2 separate regions of the Homo sapiens genome follow, and region 1 is linked to region 2. A link is an interaction called in ENCODE POLR2A ChIA-PET data of the cell type or tissue named here. Cell type or tissue: OCI-LY7. All regions are shown on one strand. Links, peaks and the distances in the headings refer to the core of each region. The heading gives the core; the rest is flanking DNA. Region 1 has its middle 17 kb from the start of MRPL36. Region 2 has its middle 12 kb from the start of LPCAT1.

Evidence for each region. Peaks named below come from ENCODE experiments on the same cell type or tissue, not always from the same donor. Only the 100,000 strongest peaks of a DNase experiment are listed, where the experiment ranks them.
Region 1: POLR2A ChIA-PET joins it to region 2 with 5 read pairs; 1 of 35 experiments calls an interaction of 5 or more read pairs at or near these places.

Annotation. Positions count from the first base shown.
Region 1 is chr5:1,780,076-1,785,450 of GRCh38, forward strand. No RefSeq gene overlaps it. Among named protein-coding and RNA genes, the nearest start is that of MRPL36, 17 kb to the right of the region's middle. RefSeq lists enhancers at 2,070-2,179, 2,520-2,579, 3,450-3,499. In OCI-LY7, for the core only: no CTCF peak of the experiment used is centred there; DNase peaks (open chromatin) are centred at 2,476 and 3,066; H3K4me3 peaks cover 1,664 bases; H3K27ac peaks cover 608 bases.
Region 2 is chr5:1,533,284-1,538,658 of GRCh38, forward strand. No RefSeq gene overlaps it. Among named protein-coding and RNA genes, the nearest start is that of LPCAT1, 12 kb to the left of the region's middle. RefSeq lists a silencer at 3,034-3,171. In OCI-LY7, for the core only: no CTCF peak of the experiment used is centred there; DNase peaks (open chromatin) are centred at 3,198 and 3,718; H3K4me3 peaks cover 2,117 bases; H3K27ac peaks cover 1,430 bases.

The DNA.
Region 1 (5,375 bases), core at 104-5,103, 250 kb after region 2:
CTTCCCGCCTCCTGCCAGTATGGCCTCCCGAGCACAGGCCCTTTACCATCCTTCTGAAATTCTCAGCAGCATCTGGAAGGGAGCTGGAAACATGGCCCAGGGAGTGAGTTGCCCACAGAACATTCTAGTCCGATGCTGGCCCCAGCTTCCCTTCTTCTTTCCTAGGCTATGTGCCTTTTACTCCCAGAGGCATCCGGCCACCCTGGCTCCTGTGGGGATGGTGTCTCTCCCACTCTGTCTCTTCTCTCCATCCCTGTCTCTGTCATACATTCACGCTGCGTGATGGCTGATTTGGTCCAGCAAGAAGGTGGCGCTGCGACCCCTCCCCTCCAGAGCATGGCTGCCACCACTGCCCAGGGAGGGTGGGAGGAGGGACGCTCTGTTCTCAGTTCCAAGAGGATCACACTGAACCCCAAACAGGTCTGCTGTTGGCATCAGAGATGCCCGCGGAGGGACTCGGCTGGCAGCCCCTGGCTCAGGGATCAGCATCCTGCCAGGGGTGGCTCCCGGGTGTCCTTTGCTGGACTCCGGCCTCGCCACTTCCCTGAGGCCTTCAACATCCAGTCTTGGGGGACAAATCAGTTTCCGTTGATAAAAGAAAAACTTCAGCCAAATTAAATGTAAAGGAATTTAATTGAGCAATGGATGATTTGTGAATCGGGCAGCCTTCCCAGCCATAGCAGGCTCCAGGACTCCAGTGCACCCTCGGGCAGAAGAATAATTTTGGATAGAAAAAGGAAAGTAACGCACAGAAGATGGAAGTGAGGCCCAGACACAGCCGGATTGTTACAGGTTGGTGTTTGCCTTATTTGAACACAGTTCAAACAGCTGGCTACATGTGATCGGCCAAATCTCAGTGATAGGCACAAGTGTAGGCTCTGGCCTGTTTACACCTCCACTTGTTATAGTTGACAATATGCAGAAAAACCTTTAGGCCGAACTTAAAATATGTAAGGAGGCAGCTTTAGGCTAAAGTTGATTTAGCACCGTGCATTTTGAAACTCACATTGGCAGGAATCTCTTTTATTCACTTTCCCCAAGATGTCTTCTTGGGTCTTCCGACAGTGCCTCGCTGCACTTCAGGATCTTTCTCTAGGAACATCAAGCAGGCGACTGAATGGATAATGCATCCTCGTTCTCAGCTCAGCCCTTCCCTCTGTCAGAGGTGGGAAGGGCAGAGACACTGTTTCTGGAAGGTTCTTCTGTATCTGCTCTCCCACCGCCATCTCACCCTGGCCTACACCCTGGGACCTGGTTTCACAAGGACCTGGCAGAGCAGCCTTGGGACAGACCCCAGATGCTGGAGGACGGTGTAGCTGCCTCAGCCTCATCCTCAGCCTCACCCTCAGCCTCACCCTCAGCCTCACCCTTAGCCTCAGCCTCACCCTCAGCCTCACCCTTAGCCTCAGCCTCAGCCTCACCCTCAGCCTCACCCTCACCCTCAGCCTCACCCTCACCCTCAGCCTCAGCCTCACCCTCAGCCTCACCCTCAGCCTCACCCTCAGCCTCAGCCTCACCCTCAGCCTCACCCTCAGCCTCAGCCTCAGCCTCACCCTCAGCCTCAGCCTCACCCTCACCCTCAGCCTCACCCTCAGCCTCACCCTCACCCTCAGCCTCACCCTCAGCCTCACCCTCACCCTCAGCCTCACCCTCAGCCTCAGCCTCAGCCTCACCCTCAGCCTCACCCTCACCCTCACCCTCAGCCTCACCCTCAGCCTCAGCCTCAGCCTCACCCGCTCCCCCCCGCAACTCCACCAAGCCCCAGGACAGCTCTGAGCTGTGCTCACTCTCTCCTGGGCCAGGCTGCAGACAGCACTGCCAAGCCACCACTTCCCCACGATCTCAAACAGCAAAGGCTGCAAATGCTTGGGTGACTTTTTGGTCCCCAAAACTTTCTGGACTCACACCTGAGAAGGCACCTCTGAGGGAAGCAGGGCTGCAGCTGCCCAGACCAGGAGGGAAACTCCAGGGCTTGGTTGCTCACCTGGTTCCCCGCCAAGGTGGCCTCTCACTGGGGCCATTTAGCTGAGGGGGCTGCTGAGCTGGTGTGAGACCCCTGAGGCCAAGTTCCCCAATCTCCTGGGCTGTGTGTGGCGGTTCCTGATCCAGCTGTCCCCTCCTCATGTGTGAAGCACAGGTGGCAACTGCAGGCACCGCTCAGGAGCCTGGGGGGGTGGTGGTGTCCATGCAACTGCCGGTTCGTGCATCCTTGGTGCTGTGTCTCAGCAGGAGACAAAAATGTCACCCAACGTACCCCTCAGAAGAACCCCCCTGCCTCATCTGGTACTCCCCTAGACAACTCCTAAATAATGTCAGTCTCCTTGGAAGGGGTTAATAAGGCCCCTCACAGAACTTGGGTGATCACTTCAGAGCCTTTCGGCCTTAGAGTAATTCTGCCATTGCACCGTCACCCTTGGGAACTGTGAGCATTCCCCATGGGAGCACCCATCTTGTCTCAGGAAACTCACGTTGATCACTGCCCACTGGTTCAGAATAAAATATGGTCTGGACTGTTGAAGTGGAAGCCCCGGAAATGCTTAACGCCTTTTTCAGTGTTTTCATTTTCCTAAACGGGAGGGATCCTCCAGTGTACATATGTGTGCACACACACACACTCATAAACACACCACACATGCAAACATGTAAACGCACCATGAGAACACACATGAACTACACATGCACTGACATGCCATGTGTGCATGCACACACCACACATGCACACGTCTGAGCACACATACCACGCATGCGTGCACCCTATGCACTCACACACGCACATTCACACGTGCTCACATGTGCACACATGCACAGCATGCAAACATGCCACACACACACACCACACATCTGTGCACACATATGCTCTGCCCTTCCACATGAGATTCAGTTGTTCCCTTGCAAGCTCTTACCCTGGAGTGGGCCCTGTCCCCAGAGATCCCTAAGAAACAGCCACGCACAGTTTGTCTGAAACTGGGCTCTGGACACAGAGCTCTGGAAGGGGTCCCCTGCCTTTGAAAAGGCCACAGGACTCTCAGCAGCTTGTAAGGACTTGTGTGTCACAGTGTGGGTTTAAAACAAAGACGGGTCCCTCTGGTCTGTCAGATGCCATGACCAGCATTGCCCAGGTTGCTCCTCCTCTGGCTGCTAGGAAGGGTGAGGCTGGTAAGGCTGGATTACTTATCAGTGGGGGAATTTTTGGGCCTTTTGAAGTGGCTTTGTGAGTCTGGAGGCTCTGAGTTTGGCCCGGCGCCTGCTCTAGGGGTTGACACGCGCACCTATAAATAACAGCGGTGACAGGTCCCCTGTCAGTACCCGCTGATGGACGGCCCCTTCTCCCGCCATTACAGCCTTGTGACTGTGGGAAAATTAATTTAAGTGGTAGTTAATTTCTAATGAATTCCACTCAAGCGGCTAATATGGTCCCTCGGCGTTATGGTAACCTTCATGGATCATTGCATTATGTAAATAAATTCTACTTTATGCTGGTTTATTAAAAAAGAGAGTGAAGATTGGGAAGCCTGGTGAAATCTTCTCTCAGACGCACACAACTAACAGACAGCAGGGAGATGTTTAAGGAAGGGAAGCCGCCCAGCCCAGAGGTGCTTTCCTGGAAGGCTGCGCTTCTCACCTCTAACTTTCCAGATGGACCCCACTGCCCACTTTCAGGGCTCCGCATACATATCTCCAAATCTCCAAATTCCATTTTGTTTTGTTTGAGATGGAGTCTCAATTTGTCGCCCAAGTTGGAGTGCAGTGATGCGATCTTGGCTCACTGCAACCTCTGCCTCCTGGGTTCAAGTGACTCTCCTGCCTCAGCCTCCTGAGTAGCTGGGATTACAGGCAGGCGCCAACAAGCCTGGCTAATTTTTTTTTTTTTTTGTATTTTTAGTAGAGACGGGGTTTCACCGTGTTGGCCAGGATGGTCTCAAACTCCTGACCTCAGGTAATCCACCCTCCTCAGCCTCCCAAAGTGCGGGGGTAACAGGCATGAGCCACCACGCCTGGTCTCCAAATTCCTTGTGTCATCATTGTATTCCAAATGGAAAGAGGAGTGTTCTGCCTTAAACCACATGCAGTTCCTCATAACCCTCAGAGACAAACCTTGGGAGTACCCTGATCGGAAGCCCCACTCTGAGGACAAGTGCAGGCCGGAGGACCTGGGCGTGCTTCGGCTTCCTGGTCCAGCATGGAGAGGGACAGGCGTGCAGACTCCCCATAAATTCTTCCACGCAACCCTCAGCAGCCCACCCTGTGGAGGCCCCTCCATGGCCCTCCCTTGCCCACTCCTGGTCACTCCAGTCCCCTGGTGGCATTCGCTGAGGCAGAGACGCCCTCCACCCTGCAACTCTTTCCCGTCTCGGCACCCAAAGCCTTCCGTGCTCCCAGTCTTCCTCCAGTGCCTGGGCACCTGCTTTTCCCCTGCTGTGGCACCATCTTTTTCTATGTGGGAGTCCACAGGGCTGGAGCCGGGACCCCTTCTCTACCTACACATTCTCCTGGGGGACAGAGTCCAGCCCTTGGCTTTCAATATGCTTTGTTGGGTTGTCTAATGCTGCAGTCAAGCCACCCTAAGGCAGGACTTCAAATTCAAATAGTAATGACCTTGCATGTTGTTCCCAGGTCTGGGGTGACTGGGCTCAGCAGGGCTGCTCTTGTTCAGCAGTGGTCAGATGGTGGCTGTGGCTGGGGTCGTCTCCTTCATCTCACCTGGTCCTCAGACTGAGGCTCCCATACCTGGACTCCTCTGGCGCACCTCTGTCTCAACAGCCTCTCCGTGGAGCAGCCTCCGGGTCTGGCCACTGAATGGTCCCGGGGCGAGGGCCCCAGGACAAGCCCACAGAGGCTTCGTTGGTTTCCTAAGCTCACTTTTCATTGTATTGATGGAGATGGTCGCAGAAGCCCATCCATGCAGGTGGCGTGGGGGCAGAGACCTCACCTCCTCAAGGAAGAAGGGTCCAAGAATTCTGGGCACATTGCAAAACTTCCCACTCTTCCTGTGGCCTAGACACCCTGATCTTCACCTCCAGACTCAGGTCCAGCCTCTGGTCCTCTGTCTCGGGGGCTCACCCACATGGGCTGTTTGAGGGTGCTTTGCCTTCCTCCCGCTCAGTTTCCTGCTCACTGTGGGTTTAGCTGGTGGCAGGTGCTAGCAGATCAGAGCAAGACAGAGGCTTTGCTTCAGCTTTCCCTGCATGCAGCAAGCCTGGGCGTCTCGGGGGCCCCTCCACACAGCTGCCCTCGGCTCCGGGAGCTGCCCCTCCCCTGCCTGTCCTGTGACTCTTTTTAAACCCTGCTTTTATATTTATGAAAGCTGGTGGCCAGGTGCGGTGGCTCACACCTGTAATCCCAGAACTTTGGGAGGGTGAGGCAGGCGGGTCACT
Region 2 (5,375 bases), core at 285-5,284:
CTCCCTTTTGTAATCCCTACATCCCACCCCTACACATTTCATCCTCAGGCAACCCCTGTTCTACTTTCTGTTGCTGTAAGTTAGTTTGCATTTTCTGAAATTTTATACAAATAAAATCATACAGTTTCTTCTTTGGTTCCAATTATTTCACTCAGCATAACTATTTGAGGTTCACCTTTTTTTTTTGTTTTTATCAATCATTTACTTGTTTTTATTGCTGAATAGTATTCCATTGTATGGATATTTGTTTATCCATTCTCCTGTTGATAAATATTTGGGTTGTTTCTAGTTTGGAACTATTACAAATAAAGATGCTGTGAGCATTTGAGTACAAGTCTTGGTATGGATGTATGGCTTTCATTTTTGTTGGATAAATACTTATCAGTGGGAAGCTGGGTGATACATTTTGAAAGAAACGTTCAAACTCTTGTCCACAGGGGTTGGACCATTTTACATCCCCCAACCCAGACTGTGTATGAGAGTTTCAGTTCTTACATATTTTTGCCTACACTTAGTATGGTAAGACTTTTAGGTTTTAGGCATTCCAATACATATGCAGTGGCGTCTCGTTATGATTTTAATTTGCTTTCCCTTTGAACAATGACCTAGAACATCTGTGCATGTGCTCATTTATCATCCACAAATCTTCCTGATGTGTTCAAATATTTTTCTCATTACAGTATTTTTCTTTGTTTTATTATTAATGGGTCTAGAGAGTTTTTATATATTGTGAATACAATTTCTTTATAAGATAAGTGATTTGCAAATATTTTGTACCATTCTGTGGCTGCTTTTTCATTGTTTTAACAATATTTCTCAAAGAGAAGTTTTTAATTTTTTATGTTCAATTTACCTTTTTAAAAAACAATCATGCTTTTGATGTTATATCTAAAAATATCTCTGCTTAATTCAAGGTTATGAATAGTTTCTCTTGTTTTCTTCAAGAAGTTTTATAGTTTATATTTTATAATTAGGTCTATAATCCATTGTGAGTTAATTTTTACATGGTATGAGGTATAGATACGAGTTTTTTATTTTTATTTTTTTACCTATAGATGTAGAATTGTTCCATATCATTTGTTGTAAGACTATCCCTTCTCCACTGAATTGCCTTTGCAGCTTGGTGAAAAATTGATTGACCACATCTGTGTGCTTCTGTTTCTGGGCTGACTATTCATTGCATTGACCTATTTATTCATTTGGATGCAAGTCTTGACTACTGTAGTTTTATAATATGTCTTAAGATCCGGTGACATTAGTTCTTAACCTTAGTTTTTCTTTTTGAAAGTTGTTCCAGTTTTTTGAGGTCCTTTTGATTTCCATATGAATCTTAGAATCAGTTTGTCAATTACTACAGAAAAAATTCTGCAATTTTGAGATTATGTTGGCACCGCGCACAAATTTTGGGAGAAATAACATCTTGACAATATTGAGTCTTTTGACCCCCTGTCATGGTACATCTCTCAGTTCATCTAGGCTTTCTTTAATTTCTCTCAACAATGTTTTGTATTTTCCAATGTGTAAATCTTACCCATCTTTTGTCAGATTTATCATTAAATATTTAACATTTTGTGCTACTGAAAATGGTACTTAAAAATTTTTGTGAACTTGTGGAGAACGTATATTCTGCATCTGTCAGGTGTAGTGTTTTATAAATGTCAATTAGCTCAAGCTTGTGGATAATGATGTCATGTCTTCTATTTTTAACTGATATTTTTCTCTGATTGTCTTTACTGATGTGTTGTTCATATTGCGATATGGTTTACTTCTCCTAATTCTTTTTTCTTTTTACCTTTGCTTTTGGTGATTTGAAGCTCTGTTATTAGGTACACACATATTTAATTATGTCTTTCTGATGAGTTGAGCCTTTTAACATTATGAAATATCTCTATTTCTGGTAATACACTACGTTTTGAAGTCTGTTTTTTCCTGATATTAATAAACTCACTCTAGTCTTAGTTTTGCATGGTACATTTACTATCAACCTATTTGTGTCTTTATATTTAATATGGATCTTTTGTAGACAGTATATAGTTTTTTCTTGATTTTTCATTCTTTTTCTATCAGCCCATTTACCCCCATTCTTCATAGCACACTTTTAATGTGCCTTATATCTACATTGATTACCTACCCTATAAGAGAATATAATAATTTTTGCTTAGCCCTATGTATTTTAAAGAAATTAATAGTAAATTAATAATCACTTCATTTACTATTTCTGAAGCTCTTTATTCCTTTCTGAAGTTCCCTGTTTCCATAAGGTATAATATATGTTCATCCTGAAGAATTTCCTTTAACATTCCTTACAGTACCTGTCTGCTGCACGTGAATAGTTTTTTAAATCTGAGTTTTTAAATCTTTGTTTTGCTTTCACTATGGAAGGATATTTTAATGATTTTAGAAATCTAGGCTGACAGTTTATTTTCATTCCGCCCTTTAAAAATCTTGCTGCCCTGTCTTCTGGCATCTAAAAATGCTGGTGAGAAATCAGCAGTGATTTAAGTCTTCGTCTTGTGTGTGTCATGTGTCATTTTTACCTGGCTGTGCTCTCTTTTTATCTTGATCTTTGGTCTTTGGCAGCTTGATGTTAATCTTCCTAATTGTGGTTTTCTTAGAGTGTATCCTGCTTGTAGGTTTTCTGAGATCCTTGAATCTGAAAATGTACATCTTTCACTACACTTGGGGACTTACCTGCTACTATATCTTCGGATTTTTTTTCTGCTACTTTTTTTTCTCATTTCTTCTTCTGGAGCTCCTATTACAGATATATAAGCCTTTTGATATTGTCCCATAGGTTCCTGAGATTCTGTTCATTTTTTTAAAAATTTCCCTCTTTCTTCTTTATATTGAGCAATTTCAAATGATCTGTCTTCCATTTTAATTCATTTGTCATTGCCGTTCTGCTGTTAAGCCAACCCGGTACATTTGTATTTTCAGATACTGTATTTTTCAATGTTAGTTTCTCACTGGGTTCTTTTTAGTAGTTTCTTTTTCTCTGCTAATATGTCCCATCTTTTTATTTATTGTGAGTGTGTTTTCTTTGCTCTAAGCATAGCTGGAATGGCCGCCTTACAGCCCACATCTGCTGTCTCCGCACTGGCGCCTCAGGGCTTAGGTTGGTTGGTTGTCCTGTTCTTTGAGATTGGGTCACGTTTCTCTGTTCTTCATGTAGGACGTAGGAGCCTCTGGGGTGCACGTTCTCGCAGTGAATGCTGGTGGTTTCCCTTTGGTGCTGTCTGGTTGGGTCTGACTCACATGTGAACTCTGTCTCCTGGGTGGCAGCCTCTGTTTTGGTTCAGTTCAGTCCTTGGCTAAGCTGCTTTGGGTCACTCCACACCTGGTGATCCTGGTGTTAACCAGTGACGTGACATGGATAGAGCTTATGTACAGAATTTGGGGTTCCTCTTCATGTCTCTTCTCTTTTTAGGGCTCCCCCTTACCCTTCAGTGGATTTTCTGTCATAGTGTTTGCCACTCTGTGCTGTTCTAACCTCTGGCTCAAAGCTACAAAATGGGACAGTTCCCTGTGTATATCTCTTCTTACAAGGTTTACCTCCCATCCCCAATTTGCCAGCTTTTGTTCATTCTCCAAGATAGGTCATCAAAACATTAAAAAAAAAAAAAATTCTCAGGGATCTTGTCTAGTAGCAGCTTACACAGACACAGCCAAAGTGCAAAACTCCAAACTTATGTTTTTAAAAATGCCTGTTCTCTCTCCAGATATCTTAATGCACTTCACAAATGTTTAAAAAACGGAATCAACTGTAACTCTTTCACTTTCACTTTTAGTTCTCATCTAAGATAAACTACCATATAAATTGAGTTGAAAATCCACACTGATGAACTATTTAATAGGAAACAATATGGGTACTTGCCTACAATTTAGGCTTTTTCTGATTTCCAGAAAGGCTACAAATGAAAATGTTTGCTCAGACGTTTACTTTGTACCTGAAATAAGAAGGATGTGGTCCATCTGGTCACTGTGGCCCTGTTTGTGGTAGGGCTGGTGTCAGTATTCTAGCATCAGCGGTGACCTGGGTACTTTAACATGAATTATCTTCTTGTTTATTAACTCCATAAGGAAGTGTTAATCCCAGTTTTCAGAGGAGGACGTTGAATCTCTGCAGGTTGCACAACACACCCCCAGGTGTCGGAGGAGGCCAGGAACAGCACTGAGGTTGGAAACCAGGTTTATGCCTCGAAATCCTGTGCCCGTCCCACCACAGGCACTACCTCTCAAACTTCCAGGTTCTAAATTTGTTGGTTTTGTTCACTGTATGACAGTTGTAGATAGAAATTTAAAAAACGGAAAAGGTTGCCACAAAGCCCTCCTCATTTAATAAAATCTGTGACTCGAGTCTTCTCTTCTGAGCTGGGGTCGGAAGATGGCTCTTTCCCCAGGATGGAGCTCCTTTCAAGGGACACAGCTGCGGTTCCAGGGTCTGCCCGAGTGAGCCTCAGGGTTGGGGGATTCTGTAGTTTGTAGTTTGCTCGTGTTTGCATGGAACTCATGGCAGAGTTTTCCCTTGGCCCGTGTACTCGCTGCTTAGGGCTATCGTAACAAATTACCACAAAGCGGGGGTCTTAAAACAACAGAAATATGTCGTCTCACAGTTCTGGAGGTCAGAAGTCTGAGATCAAGGTGTGGGCAGGGCTGGTTTCTTGAGGGCTCTAAGGGACGGTCTGACCCAGGCCTCTCCCAGCTCCCGCCGCCCCGCCACCCGAGTTCGCGTGGCTGCTCTCCTGTGTCTGTGTCTACAGTTGCCCTCTTCTTTTTCGGATAAGGACCTCAGTCATGGGATTTAACGCCACCTTAAATCCAGGATGATCTCATCTCGAGATGCCCCTCCTAATTACAGCTACAAAGACCCTGTTTCCAAATAAGGTCACATTCACAGGTACCAGAAGTTAGGACTTGGACACATCTTTGTGGGGCCACTCCCCAACTCTACAGCCATCCAATCTCGTACAATTTGGGCAAAATCCATGACAGATGTTAGCGATGAAGTGTGGTCCCTGCTGGCTGTCCATGCCCCCTTTGCCACCTACTTCTCCTTGCTGTGGAGGGCAGAGCTAAGGCTCCCTCCTCGTGGCGCTGGGGAGTTCTGATGGCGGTCCAGGGCCCTCGCCACCATCACCTGAGCGCTCATGTTGCCCACACAGCCGGCCTCGCCGCCAAAGCCTTTCTCCCTCGGACTTCAGGTGGAGAGGCTGCTGCGGTCTCTCCCCCTCCCTCTGGGCTCTGGCCTCTCCTCCTTGTCTTGGCTGATGGCTCCCCCTCATCCAGCTCTGAATGTGGCTCCCTCCACGCCCCTTCCCTCTCTTCTCTGCACACCCTCGTCCTGTGTGCTCTGGACCACGCCTGTGCCTTACACA